Regions from separate parts of the Mus musculus genome. Here region 2 is linked to region 1. A link is a contact called in ENCODE Hi-C or POLR2A ChIA-PET data. All regions are on one chromosome and are shown on one strand. Each heading gives the region's core, a stretch centred on a gene start or an enhancer-like site at or near the end of the contact. The rest is flanking DNA. Distances are from core to core; before and after follow the strand shown.

Region 1 (7,284 bases), core at 2,142-4,641:
TTAATGTGTGCGAGTTAATGCTTTGATATCAGAAAATTATTCATCCTCTGGTTATTTAAAATGACTGTTAGACTTTATTATATCTGGACTAATGTTTTCCCCACTAGATACATTGTAATGTTATAAAAGAAGTCATGATTAAATATATAAAAGTATATGCCTTCAATTCCCAAGGCAGCTTCTGTTCTTAGTAAATTATTAAATCTATCCAAGTGAAGTGACTTTAAAAAAAGAAAAAATACTTGTTGCCAGTGGCTAGAGCAGGGCTCAGCAGTTAAGAGTGCTTCTGCTCTTTCAGAGGAGCCAGGTTTGGTTTTCAGCACCCACACCAAGTGGCTCACAAACACTTGTAACTCCAGCTCCAGGGAGATCCAGTGCTCTCTTCTGGAGTCCTCAGGCACGCCTCTGGTGTACATGAACTCACAAGAACCCATACATACACATAAAAAGAATAAACCGTTTTTTTTCCTTCTAAATTACCAATGTTTTAGCGGGGATCAAGATGGTGATTGAAGCCAGTGTTCCCAGCACCTGGGAGGTAGAGGCAGGAAGATTTAGAACTGAAGGCTAGCTTTGACTATGTACTGAGTTTGAGGCCAGTCAGAACTACAGGAGACCCTTGCCTCAAACAAACAAAACAAAGGAGAGTTTTTGTTTGTGTTTTGAACAGTGATTCTAGGTTCTCTGTAGCAAAAGACGACCTTGAGTCTCTTCTCCTCCTGCCTTCAGCTCCCAAGCACTGGGGGTGTACATTTCCTCAGGGATCATTTGTGGTGCTGGATATTGAAGCCATGACTCTGAAAACGTCAGGCAAGCATGCTCACGAGCTAGGCCACACCCCCAAGCATGCTTACCAGCTAGGCCACACCCCCAGCCCTTGTATTACTTTTAAACACATTATGTCTTCAAGTTCATCGTCTTTACAACTTCCATACACTGTTCCTAGATTCAGTCCAAACCCTTTTATTCCACCATGCTGTGTTCTAATATCTGTTCTGATGACACACTCCCCTTTAGGGTTATGGTCAGCCAGAAGACTTCGTACATATTAATCTCCTTACATATTAGGACCTCTCAGTATGCCAGGAGGTAGTAGAAACTTCATAAAGACTTACTTCACAGAATTGTCGCGCCCCCCACCCCTTTTTCCCCTATTTCAGCTTCTTTGACAAGCTCTATGACAGCTTTGTACTCTACTCTTTCCCTTGGGGAATTATTGCTGATGTTTTATTTACTGCTGAGGGAGTCTGAGAAATTAGAAGAAATGACAACAGCTACAGGCATTTGGGGAGTAGTTAGAGTATTCCTTCACCTACATATTTAAGGTCTGTTTTATTTTTGGCTGCTGCGGGTGGATTTCATGTTACATTGAGTTGGTTAATAACTATACTGTTAACTATTTTTAGACGACAAAATACCCAACCACAAAAATTCTTAAGAATCCTTATCCACAAAAATCCTTATCGACACATAAACACTAGGATTTGTTCTTGATAACTCTTTATACTGTTCCAAAAGGAATGAAAGCAGAATGCCACTTGTTAGACTGACTAGACAGACATCATTTGGAAGACGCTCATATCGCGAGTGGAGAATGGAACATGATGTAGTGGTCTTCTTAACAGTGCTCTTTGGCAGAAGACTTGAATCTGTGGGTCCCTCTGTCTTACCATCTAAGTCTATGAAGTCTCCGGTCACTGCGGCAATGACCTTGGAAGTATTTCGTTTCGGGTTGGTGGTGGATAAACAGGTGTTGATTACATTAGTTTCTGGGTTTTATAAAGTGCAGTACTGTGTAATGTTTGAAAATACTCTTTCCTATTTGGGGGACTCCTGGGCTATGCGAACCTGGGCTGGTTCTGACAGCTGTCGCCTGCACCTGTGGCGTCTGCATCACCCAGGAGCTAGTCAGGAGTGAGGGGCAGACTCCCAGCTCCCACCTTAGCCCTCTGGCTTTGTAACAAGGTTACCAGAAAATTCTTATGCAAACAGAAGCTCGGAAAGCCTTGTGTAGCTCACCCAATCCAGATTTAAGCGCAGGCAGGAGCAAGGGAGGTGTGGTGGTCTCAGACCTCCACCTCCTCTCTTATCAAGACCCTGGCAGAAGCAACGGAGTTTCAGTGAGAATCCCTGTGGTAGAAAGAATGCTGCCTAGACAGCTTGAAAATGAGATTCTCCAGTCATACCTAGCTCCATGACCTTGAACCAGACTTTTCGCCTTTGAAATGAACAGGCCTTACAGCAGCCATTGTGAGTCTTTACAACTCGGAAAGCTATGAATTTGTGAAGACAAATAGCGATGTGTTCTTTCCTGACATGTGTCACGCACAATGAAGTAGTTGAGGGGGATGATTTAACGGTTTGTGCAGCTGGGAGAAACGGTGCAAGAGACAGCAGGAGTAAGGCTTTGGGATCCCGTCCCTTCGATACTTTGTATCTATTCAGCACGGAAGCTGAACTTCTCTGTGTTTCACACTTGGATTCTGAAAGATGCACAGTGGTGAATAACTTAGGCGGTGGGCGGCAGCTATTAATACTCCCTCCCGCTTCCTTTGTTCCTGAATACAGATAAAAACAGGTAACAAAAGGGTTCCAGAGATGAAAACAGCTCTTACATCGTGCACAAGAGCAAGAGAATGCTAGTGTTCTTACGAAATCAGGGTTAAAGTGTCTACAGGTAAAGGAACTGGGAAAAAAATAAAACCAACATGTATGTGAACATGTGAATGCACCTATGTAGAGAAGATGAAACTAATGTGCATCTGTACACGTGAATGCACATATTCAGGGAAAAATAAAAGTAACACACGTGTGGACATATGAACGTACATATGTGGAGACTATGAAACTAATGTGCATGTGTATGTACATGTAAATGCACATATGTTGGGAAAATAAAGCTATCATGTATGTGAACATGTGAATATGTATGTAGAGAAAATAAATCTAACACACATGTGTACATGTGAATGCACATATATAGAAGAAATAAAACCCGTTTTTTTCCATATGCATATACATAGGGAAAATAAAGCAAATGTAGTCACATATTAATAACATAAATCTAGATGGGGATAAGACTACATGCACATTGTATTCTTTCTATCATTTTCTTTAGATTTGAGAATATTCAAAATAAAAAAAAACTGAAGGAGTACAAACTAACATGAATATGCTTCTTGCTTTATTTATTTTTTTTAACAAGTAAAATGTATGAGATTTAAGTTTTTGGTAAAGTTTATAAAGCATCAGAGACTAGGATGGAGAAAGCAGTAAGTACGGTATTTTAATAACTCGTCTTCCTTCTTCCTGCGATGCTTCTTTAACGAAATAAACAATGTCCAACCACCGGGTGGGAGATGACCCAAGCAACAGGGCGTGGCAGGGAAGTGTGAGGTCAGATGCCTGGGACTCGTGCAAAGGGGTCATTCCTGCAAGCCAGGTGCTGGTGGAGGGGGGCAGGGACGGCATCCTGGGCACTCACTGGCCAGCCAGATTAATCAAACGGGAGTTCTAGGCTCAGTAGGAGATAATGAATAACCTGGAGAGGAAGCGAGGAAGGCACCTGAGGTCACCCTCAGGCCTACAAGTGCACCCATGTAAATAATGTGTGTATACCTACATGCGCGCGCGCGCGCGCGCACACACACACACACACACACACGAGGGGCAGTGCAGATAAATAGGTCTGAAGTGACTTTTATTTTTGCTCTGGCGTCAGCTAGTATTGGAAAAGAACGCAGCTTTCTTCCTTCCTTCCCCGTGAGGAGAGGGGTGCAGTAGCTGTCCTGAGCATCGCTCTCTGTCCTCCCACGCGCGCATGAGCGGAGTGGATTTCTACACTAGGAGAACGAGACAACAGGCGAGAGTTCCAGCACTGGAGTGGGTGTGTTTCAACACCCTTCCCATTTACTCTTTTTACCGACTTATGACCCAATCAATGCACGCTTGCCTTTCCGGGATAACCGCCCTGCTGAGTTAGCAGCTCCAGCTGTAGCTCTGGCAACAGGCAGGGACCAGGAGCAGCCAGTGCTCCTTCCGCACTGCCAGACGAAGTCCCATAGCAATGCCACCCAGAACAAACACACTTTAATTAATGAGAGATTTAAACACATTTGTTCTTAATACCCCGGGGCTTCATAAAAACACGTCAAATTCAATGACTTTTTTTTCCTTTTCTCTGATGTTAGTTAAGTGGATGGATTTATTTTAGTTTGCTGTTATGCTTCATATAGTTAACACATTACTTAAAATGATCACAAAGAGGCTGTTATTAAAACTCTTACAAATCAAATCATCACAGTGTAGTGTAAAGGGATGCAGACAAGGCAGCTAGGGTGATTTTCATACATAATTGAAAGCCCAACTCTTTGCTTATTCTGCCTGAAGCCAGCTCTTCGCTGGTCACGTGGGACCAAACACTCAGCCAACAGTTCTAGTCATGGCTTCACAGTCCGAGCTGACAGAGGCTCAATTACATATTAATAATGACTCTTCTTACAAATACCACTACCATCTTCATTTTGCAAGAATTATGAACAGCTAGGAATGATAATTCATGTTTGCATAGTACCCAAACTATCCATTGATTTAAACATGAATAAATTGCAAAAGCAATGTATAGTAAATGTGTAAGCTATAGAGTATGTAAGTTATAGTACTTGATGAATTAACATACAAATACATGCATTATTACTTTATCTTTAATGGGTATATAAATATATACATATTAATAACTATTGAATATGAGGAATATATACACATAACAACAACGAATATGTGAATGTGATTACTCTTAAGACTCATAGAGATGGTATATCATTTTTATACTACATAGCTCTGGAAAGAAAATTTTGGAAATTGGGGATGGAAACAGAGAGTTTTGACAATACTGCAATATGTATTTTCCATGATAGTATTAAATGCCAATTTAACAGAATGGAGAATCACCAGGAACTCAGGGGGAGATACGGACATTAAGGTCAGTCTCTGAGACTGTCTATGAAGTATTATCTTAATTATAATAATTAGTGTGGAAAGTCCCATCTTAACTGGGTAGGACCACTCCCCAGCCAAGGACTCTGGACTCTAAAAAGTGGAAAAAGCAAGCTGTGTACTGGCACACACGTATCCACGGCTCTCTGCTTCCTAAGTTCTTCTCATACAATATGGTTTGCTCATATTCTTTCCTTTACTCCAGCTCTCTCTAGATCTTCCCCACCTCCCTACCTACCCAGCTTCACGCTCTCTCATTTTTCAAAAACGAAACAAAAATAACCAATAAAACAGAAGATGACGGATGCAGAGTGACCAACTCCCACAAGCTCCTGCTGCTGACCCCTGCCCCACCGTGATGGACAGTACCCTGAACTGTGAACCCCAATAAATCTTCTCTTATGTTACTTTCCACAGAGCATTTTATCACAGCAAGAGGAAAAGAAACTAAGAAATTTTCCCAGTTTAAAAAAAAAGAAAAGATTTGACACGAGCTAGACCAAACGTGGATATTTAAGAGTGATAAGTATAGAAATGCATTATAGAATCCTTTGTAAATTGTAAAAGTATTTCTAAACTGTTTTTGTTTGTTTGTTTGAAAGCACTGAGCATCTTTCAGAGTCCTCACCGAGTCTGCATGCTTGCTAAAAGAAGCTGGGGATGTTCTTTTCTGACGAAGGCGTGGGTTGTATATGAACAGAGTGGACAGCATTTATCGATTTTATCTTGCTGTGTGTTGGCCCACATTGGCTCTACTGGGCTCTCCCACGCTGGCAGACAAAGCAATAACTCCGTTTCACTGCTGCAGACTTAGACGTCCATTAAACAAGTCCACCACAACGGACTTCTGGGCTATATCCAGGTTGACTAATACGCAGGCGTGAACGTTCACTTTATATACTCTTCGAGATAAAACTAGGAAATGAACTTCAGAGCTAAGGGACCTGCCTATGTTCTCGGGGCCACACAGTGAGTTCTATGGCAGGCTCCACTGTCTTGCCTCCAGTACCCTAACACCAAGAGTTCCAGACTCTTTGCTTAAAAATTTTTTTCTAATTATGTGTATGTGTGTGAATCTGTATGTGGGCATGTACATGTGAGTGGAAGAGCCCATAGAGGCCAGGGGCATTGGATCTCCTGGAGCTGAAGTTACAGGAAGTGTGAGACTTCAGGTGGGTGTGCTGGGAATTGAACCCGGGTCTCTGGCAGAACAGTAAATGCTCTGAACTGCTGAACCATCTCTCTAGCCCCATGCTTTTTAATTTTTTTTTATTTTATCATTTTTAATATTGTCAGCTTAGCTAATTTGGAGCTATGCTACCTTTTAAATTTTATATAAAATTACTTATATATTGGGACATAAGCCCTTTGTTGGGGCTTCATATGTGTGTGTGTGTGTGTGTGTGTGTGTGTGTGTGTGTATTTATGTGTATATGTGTATGAGCATTTCTTTTCTCACCGTAGCAAGCATTTTGATGGTACCTCAAAGAATGAAACTGAAGCTTTTAATGTAGCCCAACTGTAATGTTTTCCTTCATGAGTAGTGGCTTTTATACTCTGTTTTAGGTACTGTTCCCCGTCTGAAGGTCAGGAAGATATTCTTCTGGTTTCTCCAACAAGCTTTGCTCTTTTAGCGTGAACATTTATACCTGTGTTTTATGATTCGTTTTATTTAGTCTAGGATCCAGCCAAGCTTAGATTTACTTTCTTCTGCAACAAGCTGGCCATCTTTTCCTCCACTGAGAATATACAGATCCTGCAGATGAATCTGCAGAGAAGCAACAGCTGAACAATGTTAAATATTCCCGGGCATGATCTTGACACATTCTTTCCTCCCCGTGAACCTCTGGTTTTCTCTGGGGAGGCCTGACATCTCTTTCCTATGACATGTTTTAATGTATCTTAATGTTATTGCAAATAGTTTCATTTTTCAAATTTCATTTGCTAAAAGTCAGCGACAGGAATATAGCTTCCTTTCCCTAAGCTTTGCATTGGGATGTGCAGTGTGTCTACACGCATGTAGAAACGGCTCAGCTTCGTGAATTTAATAAACTGACCAATCGTGTCCGACTTACAACTGGTTTAGCATGTGGTTTGTCTTCAATCACTTTGTGATAGTCACATTAATTTTATATCTTTCCCGTGGATTCTTTCAGATTTTCAATGCATACAGTTGTGTTATCTGTGTGTGAGGTTAGATTTACTTCCTCTTCAATACTGAAGTTCATTTCTTCCTCAATGCAACTGAAGTGGATGAGTCTTTAAGTTCAAAGGTGAATAATCCTTACC
Region 2 (7,284 bases), core at 1,277-3,776, 36 kb after region 1:
AATGGGATGCAATGCCCTCTTCTGGTGTGTCTGGAGACAGCTACAGTGTACTCATACACATAAGATAAATAAATAAATCTTAAAAAAAAGAAAAAAAAAAGAATAGATGGCCTTTCCCCATCGCACCCCAGCCAGGCCCAAAACAGGCACACATTCTGTGCCACAAGGTGCAAACTCAGCATAATTGTCTTTCAATTTATATTTTCTTCAACTTGATATAAAGGTCGTTTATAGTGTTAAACTTGGGAAAAGTTTATTGAATGCTTAAGAATACGTCCCTTGAACAATCCCTCCCTTCCTACATACGCATGTCCTTGCGTTTGGCCATGTGAGGTCCAGTCCATGGTGACTTCTAAAAGAAGGTAGGGAAACCTGAGCTTACTGGTGTGGACGAAAGCAGGTAGCAAGGAGACAACTAACGCTGCAGACGTCTCTGCCCACGCATCATGTCTTCAGGAAGGCTGCACTTAGTCGGAAAGCTGGGGACACTGTATGTGCGTGCTTCTGCATAATTTAATCCCAACCCTCCTGTGACCTGTAACTATCATCCTTACCCTTTCTATAAACACTGACACCCAGGGCGGGCACAGGGCAGAGAGCAGCCCGTGACTGAAATCAGACACATCTGATTCTAAGCACAGCTCTTCCCACGATGTGACTCATTGGGAGGAGAGTAAACAATGGCTGGCTACTCCCTAACATTCCAGTGCAGTCCACAGCAGCCCAGCTATTGAACCAACCCTGCCAAAACCCCACAGCCAGCCGGGACTACAAACTGGTGTTGCCTCTGACTCTGCAATTCATACCTACTGAAATGATCTCTCAACAGATCAGTCTACTAAAGTGTCTTTATTTTATTTTATTTTATTTTATTTTATTTTTTAAGACAGGGTCTCACTATGTAGCTCTGGCTCTCTGGAACTCACTACGTAGGCCAGACTGGCCTCGAACTCAGAGAGCTGCCTGCCTCTGTCTTCTGAGGGCTGGGATTTAAGGTATGTGCTACCACACTGGCGATCTGTCATCTTGTGTGTTCACTGTAGTAAACTGCCTTCCTTGAGTCTTGTAACTCTCCTCTCAAACTGGAGAGAAGCGGCTTGGAGTGGAGGAAGTGGCTATTTTCTTCAGGATCCCTAAATTGCTCGACATGTCCCTGGAATACACAGTCAGTAAACAACTATTAATTAAGAGTTGCTGAGCAACGCTCCTTTGATTTCTATAAAAACCTCCTTTGTCTCAGGGATCCCTTCATTCATTTCCATGATTACACCGACAACTGACACTAGATTAAAATAAATGGCTACACATGCATTATAGTGCTTTTCTTGCAAATTAAAATAAGATGAAAACCCGCAGCCTTGTGAGGTCTTACAGAAGCCTGGCCCGGGGACACTCGGAGATAAATGGAGCTTCATTTCCACTTGGAGAATTTACATAGACACTCAAAGTGAGAAAGAAAACGCAATTCTTGACTACATACCAACACATAAAAGCAGCTCATCTCAACCCCAGATAAATAGCTACTGAGCAAGCGTGCCTCCCTAGAGTACCTCTGGCTCTTTCATATTCAGTTTCCTCTAAGCTGCCACTAAATGTGACGGTCACAGAATGTTTTTAGACACTGGGGTTTCTATTATGACCATTTAAAATAAAAACAAAAACAAAACTCTGGTGTGTTTTTAAAATGTCACCCTCAGTCTCTGCATACCACCTGCAACTTTACGGGACCCCAGTGGGAGGGGTGGCTGGGGAGGAATCAGGATGGTGTGTGAAGGCAGAGATGACAAGTGTGGTAAGCTCAACCACTAACCTTGCCGCAGAAGCACCAAGGTTATGAGGAAAGCCCTGACTGGCAGCAGCGCAGGCAGGGTTGTCTGGAGAGGCGGCCACCACCAGGCGTTCCGCTCACTGTGTGAGGGAGCTGAGGAGATTCTCCTGCTGGATCACGCAAGGGCAGCTGCATGCCTAGCAGCTACAACAGTGGTTCTCAACCTGGGGGTCGCGATCCCTCTGACAAAACCCTCTATTATCCAAGATTACAGTTATGGAGTAGCAACAAAAATAGTGTTGTGGCTGGGGGTCAGCACAACATGAGGAACTTTATTAAGGGGTCACGGGACGAGGAAGGTCCTGAACCACTGAGCTAGGGGCAGGAGAACTCTAGGTGAGGGAGAACAAGGGCCACCCCTGCCTGTGCATCCTAGAATCGCAAACTCATTTGGCAACAGCAAGGTCCTTCTTGAACAGCTTCATCAAGGGAGTAAAAGCTACGTTCTCCAGAAACTGATTGGCGTTTTAAATCATTCTCTTCATGCTTTCCTGCTCCTCTCTGCAACAAGAGCACGGGCCACTCTGGTGCTGAAATGCATTAGCATTTAGGAATTACCCGAATTGCTCTTGGGGGGAGGGATCCCCGTGGCAAGATATGGCTGCTGTTCTGCACACTTCAGGCGGAGCGCGCCCAGCTCTCGCCCACGCACACCTACGGCCAGGCTTTCCCCGCCGCCGCCGCCACCGCTGCTCTGAACCTAGCAGGCTGCTGCTCCGCCTCCCTGGACAGCAGCACATTAGCATTGCTGGGAGCTGCCCACAACCCAGAGGGCTTTTCCTGACAGACAAGGACAGTCAGAGATTTAATCCCTACAGACAACTGCTTTGTGGGACTTTCCAGCAAGCCCATTGCCAATTCTTCAACCTCTCTCCTACAGCTAAATGCAGTCCACTGAAAAGATTCCATTTGCTCTCAACAAAATTCAGGAAAATCAGACGTGACTACCCCGGAGCTCGATTTTAAAGTTAATGAATCACATTCACGTTAGTTAGCTTTAAACCCGGCAGTTGCTATCTGCACTGAGGGACACTTTTCAAGGAGATCTAATAAAACTGAGCCGCATCCTCCCAATGGGGCGGTTATTACTTGGATAGGAGCTGAAAAATGAAAACTAAGAAAGCAAAATCCTTCATGCTCCCCTTTGCCTCTGATCAAATCTTGCCCCTCTCTGCCTGTCATTCGCTTTGGGTCTCAAGGCAAAGTAGAATAAAGTCTATTTGGAATGCTGACACCTCCTAGATCCAGGCCTGGGGCTACCCACCCCTGCAGTACAGCACAGTGGGTTAACCCAGAAGCCACAGCACCCAGCAGTGTGGGTCTCCCACAACAGGAAGGACTAAGCCAGAAGCCACAGCACCCAGCAGTGTGGGTCTCCCCACAATAGGAAGGACTAAGCCAGAAGCCATAGCACCCAGCAGCGTGGGTCTTCCCCTGGCCTCCCTTGGACTCTGCAGCAGGGTTAATTGTGTGGAACAGCCAAAATGGTATAGTAATTGGATATTGACTTTGGGGGGTTGATAATTTCTTTAACGCCTATGGCCTCAGACTTTCTAATGAGCCTTTCCTTAATCTGTGGTTGAAAACTGAAGAGTTGAGGACACGGTAAAAGATTTTCTAAGAAGGAAAGGAGAGAGGGCAGATGCAGGTGAATATTTTGCCCAGTCACACTCCTAGCCTTTGGAGGTCAGCATGGAAGGCCCTTCCTGCAGGCATCCTTTTAGGGGTGCAGGCCATTCCCTACCACCCCCTATCTGTATGCTTTGCCTGGAAAACTCCCTGCTTTCTCTTTTCTTTGGAGAAAAAATAAACCGTGTCTGCTCTATATTAATGATTTACAACAATCCCTTCCCCATCTCTATCCTGTAAGGTTTAACTTGGGCATTCCACTCTTGGACTTTTCCCACAAAAGAAAGCAGACTAGAAACCTGCTTTCTAGAGGTAAGCACACAGCATACCTCTACCAAGTGATAAGATCCATCTTGAAAGCAGTCTCCATGATGACGTCTCTAGCCAGCATGGAGGATGGATGTGCAACTCGGTGACTTCAATCAAACTATTTAATGAAGTACTTAAGGTAGATATTGATTATGCTTAAAGTGCATTCTGCAAACCTCACGTCAATTGAGTTACTGTTTCTTTTTTTATAGATGAGAACTCCCTTCACACTTTCCTGTAGAACTGCTGGCTTCAGGTTAGACACCACCAGTCTCAAGGCCTTGCCTAGTTCTGCGCTAAGTTGGTTCAAGGCTAGACAGCTGCACTACTCAGGGTAACCTCTGGCTTGATGTGCACATATGTAAGGAACTAAACAACTAGTGAGAGGAACAACCAGACGCACATCCTGATGAAGTGAAAAAATAAAGCAACCTGGGGGGGGGGCTGGTGCATTTTAACTGCTGTGTTACCAAAGCTGGCCTGATCCTCCAGCTTCAGCCTCCCAAGTGCTGGGCTAGGTAGGATTTGTAAGTGCAAGGGGATGAGAGAGGATGGGGAGGGAACACGCATACCGTGAAGGCAGGGATGTAGGTGGCACTCGAGGGCACAGGAATGAACACACCTAAGCAGCCCGCATTGTCTACCGACAGTTAGTGCTCCTGGTTCCTGAATGCATGGCCAGGCAGCCCTTGTTCTTCATTTTGGTTCTAGTCAGCAAGGGTGATGGAAGATTCCGGAACACAATGCAGAGACTCACGATCCAGGAACTGGAGCGAGAAGTCTGCAGAGTCCTGGCAGCCCTCAGAGTTTCTCTCATGGAAGGGATCCCAGACCCAGACATCTGATGGAGACGAGAGGGTACTTCCTGCCTCTGCAGATGCTGCCCAGGGATGGTGCTAAGTCAGTGTCCGCTCTGTTAGCATCCTCTATAGAGATCTCGTCGCTAGCCGGGCTTGAGGATCATTACCCTTTTGGCTGATCTGCAAGGACCGTAAATGTATCACAGCCACCAAGACAAGTGGGGTGGGGAGAAACTGGCGTGAGAATATTCCTCTTTTCCTAAGGGATGTTGGAAATGAAACAGCTTTTGCTCATTCTTCACCTAGGAATTAGCTTGAGTAAAGTTCTCTCAGTGGTTCCTAAGACAAAAACATCTGCATATGTTCAGCTATAGGACTCTCCAGACTGAGTCCCAAAGATTGGTTTTAGCTAAAAAATGGGGTAAGTAAATGATGCCCCGCATCTCCAGCACTGTTGTTTTTGGGGGACAGAAGCTGGGAGTCCACACCACCTATAACCCAGCTAACCTTAAGCAGGCTTTAACTCCACACTGGTTCATGTGAAATCTAGGAAAGTCAGGAGGCTGTATCCAGAAGCAAAGTAAGCCACTGGGAAATCCCAAATGTTTGCAGCCAGGCTGAAAACACGATTAGTCTCCATAGCTAAACAAACAGGTCCCTGGTGGCTTCAAGCTGCCTCCACCTTGACAAGTTCCTCTCCGTGCACTCCTTAACTGACAAGTTCGATTCCAAAGTCTCCTGGCCGCTAGTAACAAGAGGCCAGGCCCTGCGTGCGGATAACTCCGCTCCGAGCTTCTCCCTTTCCTCCCATACCAGCGCTCCAATTCCGAAAACTGTGTTAAGGTGGGAAAACAAAAATTAACCAGATATCTCTGCATATCAGACCATCACAGTGTATATTAAGCGGCCACCACAATGTCACCAAGTTAAAACATCATCCATTATTTCATGTGTTTGTATTATACTTAGAGGCTGTGTTTAATTCCTTAAGGCTCCTTTTCCCATCTTAAATTTTTTTTTAATTTAAAAAAGTTTAGTGGTAATAGCAGGAGTGTGCACACATGCACATGGGCACATGTACATGCACGTGACGTAAGTGTGTGGTCTCCCCTGCCAGCACACAAGTATGTAGGTCCGAGAGGACTGGTTCACAGGGCTGGTTCTTCTTTTGCATTTATGGGAGTGAACTCAGACCAGCAGGCTAGCTTGACAACTGGCAGACCTCCATCTAAAATCAGATTTGACTCTCGTCTCGTAATGACCCTGTGAGTGTGAGAAAGATATTTACATGGGGGACAACTAGGATGCAGATGACAAGGCAAAATGCAGCCACTGCTATTCCAAGTCTTCCCTAGACCTTCCTAGATGGCGAGAAGTTTAGGAGGCCAATCATAAGAGGGGCTGTGTGGTCTCATTCGAATCTCGAAGCCCCGGTGCTCCTGCTCTGCACGTGGGATTGTGGAAACTTACTTAACAAGAGATGACTGTGGTATCTTGCTTCCACTCTTCCTAACTCATCCACACCAGACACACACAGAGACTCACACACAAATCTATACCAGCCAAGCATTTGCAAGAACTGGCAGATTTAATTTCCCACGTCCTTCCCCAATGGGAGTTTTAAAACATACATTTGATATGTAATTTATATTTCATAAAAGTCACATTTTAAAGTGTATACATGGGCGGTCTTGTTACATTTGGAGTTATGTAACCATTACCACTCTGCCCTTTCAGAGGGTTTTTATTACGGCAAAGAGAAATCCTATGCTTATTCTCACGTGTCTTTCCCGTTTCCCCTGGCTTCCGGTAACCACTAACCACTAACCCACTTTCTGTCTCTGTGAATCTACCAATCCTGGACACTTCATACAATGCAATCAGACAGCTGGCTTGCTGTCAAAGTTCACTCATGTTACGTCACTTGACACGATTTCTCTCTTCCTGTGGGTGAACAGTCCTGCTGTATAGACATACCACATTCTGCACTCGGCTAATGGATCTGGGTGTTTTCTGCTTTGGGGCTGCTCTGAATGAGGTTGCTATACACATGAGTACAAGTGTTTGTGTGCGCATGTGCTTTTATTTCTTTGGCATGTATATCTAGAAGTCAAATTGCCACATCGTAAGTGAAAGGCATAGTAAACATTCTGAGGAACTGCTCAGCCGTTTTCCAGACTGAGTCCCATGGCTTCATGTTCCCAACAGCACCAGAGGGTTTCATTCCCTCACGGGCAGACCTTTACAGCCATCCTAGTGAGTCTGAGGAGGAATTGCACCGTATTTTCCAGTTTTGTTTCCTAACTGTCTAGCGATCGCAAGCATCCCTTCGCATGCTCACTGGCCACTTACTGGACTGTGTTGACCATGTGTTGCGCATCCACACGGAAAGTGCTCATCCCCCAGCACCCATGAGGAGGGAAACAATGACCCATGGATGTGACGATTCATCTGAGGGTCTCACTTCTGTTCCACTGTTCATCTTCATGCTCTGTCCGTGTTGCTTCGATCAATTCTGCTTTGTAGTAAGTTTCGAACGCCGGAAGCAGAGTCCTCAAACTTTGTTCTTTCACCTATTCTCATGTGATTTTTAATGTCTACTTCCAATTTATGCAAAAATGGAGTGGGACTTTTGATAGCAGTCATGTTGAATATGCAGAATGGTCTGGCTGTCACCCTCATGGTATGGCCTTCTGATCTGTGATGTTTTTAACACAT

The links. A loop is a pair of places that touch in the nucleus more often than their neighbours do. ChIA-PET counts read pairs that join two places held with the same protein, here RNA polymerase II (POLR2A).
Region 2: a loop to region 1 is called in a map of heart, with 2.0 times the contacts of the local background. The contact joins two enhancer-like sites. A Hi-C loop is called at or near these places in 2 of 37 maps with a recorded cell type or tissue (both heart). POLR2A ChIA-PET finds 5 or more read pairs at or near these places in 3 of 5 experiments (Patski and embryonic stem cell).

Annotation. Positions count from the first base shown.
Region 1 is chr10:59,500,105-59,507,388 of GRCm38, forward strand. The region is part of intron 1 of Mcu (mitochondrial calcium uniporter); the gene reads right to left. Among named protein-coding and RNA genes, the nearest start is that of Oit3, 62 kb to the left of the region's middle. Within about 2 kb of position 3,392, at least 3 of the 3 ENCODE cell types and tissues checked have a DNase peak (open chromatin) inside an H3K27ac peak, as active enhancers do; they include heart, where a contact is called at or near this core.
Region 2 is chr10:59,537,109-59,544,392 of GRCm38, forward strand. All of the region lies in intron 1 of Mcu (mitochondrial calcium uniporter), which reads right to left. Among named protein-coding and RNA genes, the nearest start is that of Gm40671, 35 kb to the right of the region's middle. Within about 2 kb of position 2,527, at least 3 of the 3 ENCODE cell types and tissues checked have a DNase peak (open chromatin) inside an H3K27ac peak, as active enhancers do; they include heart, where a contact is called at or near this core.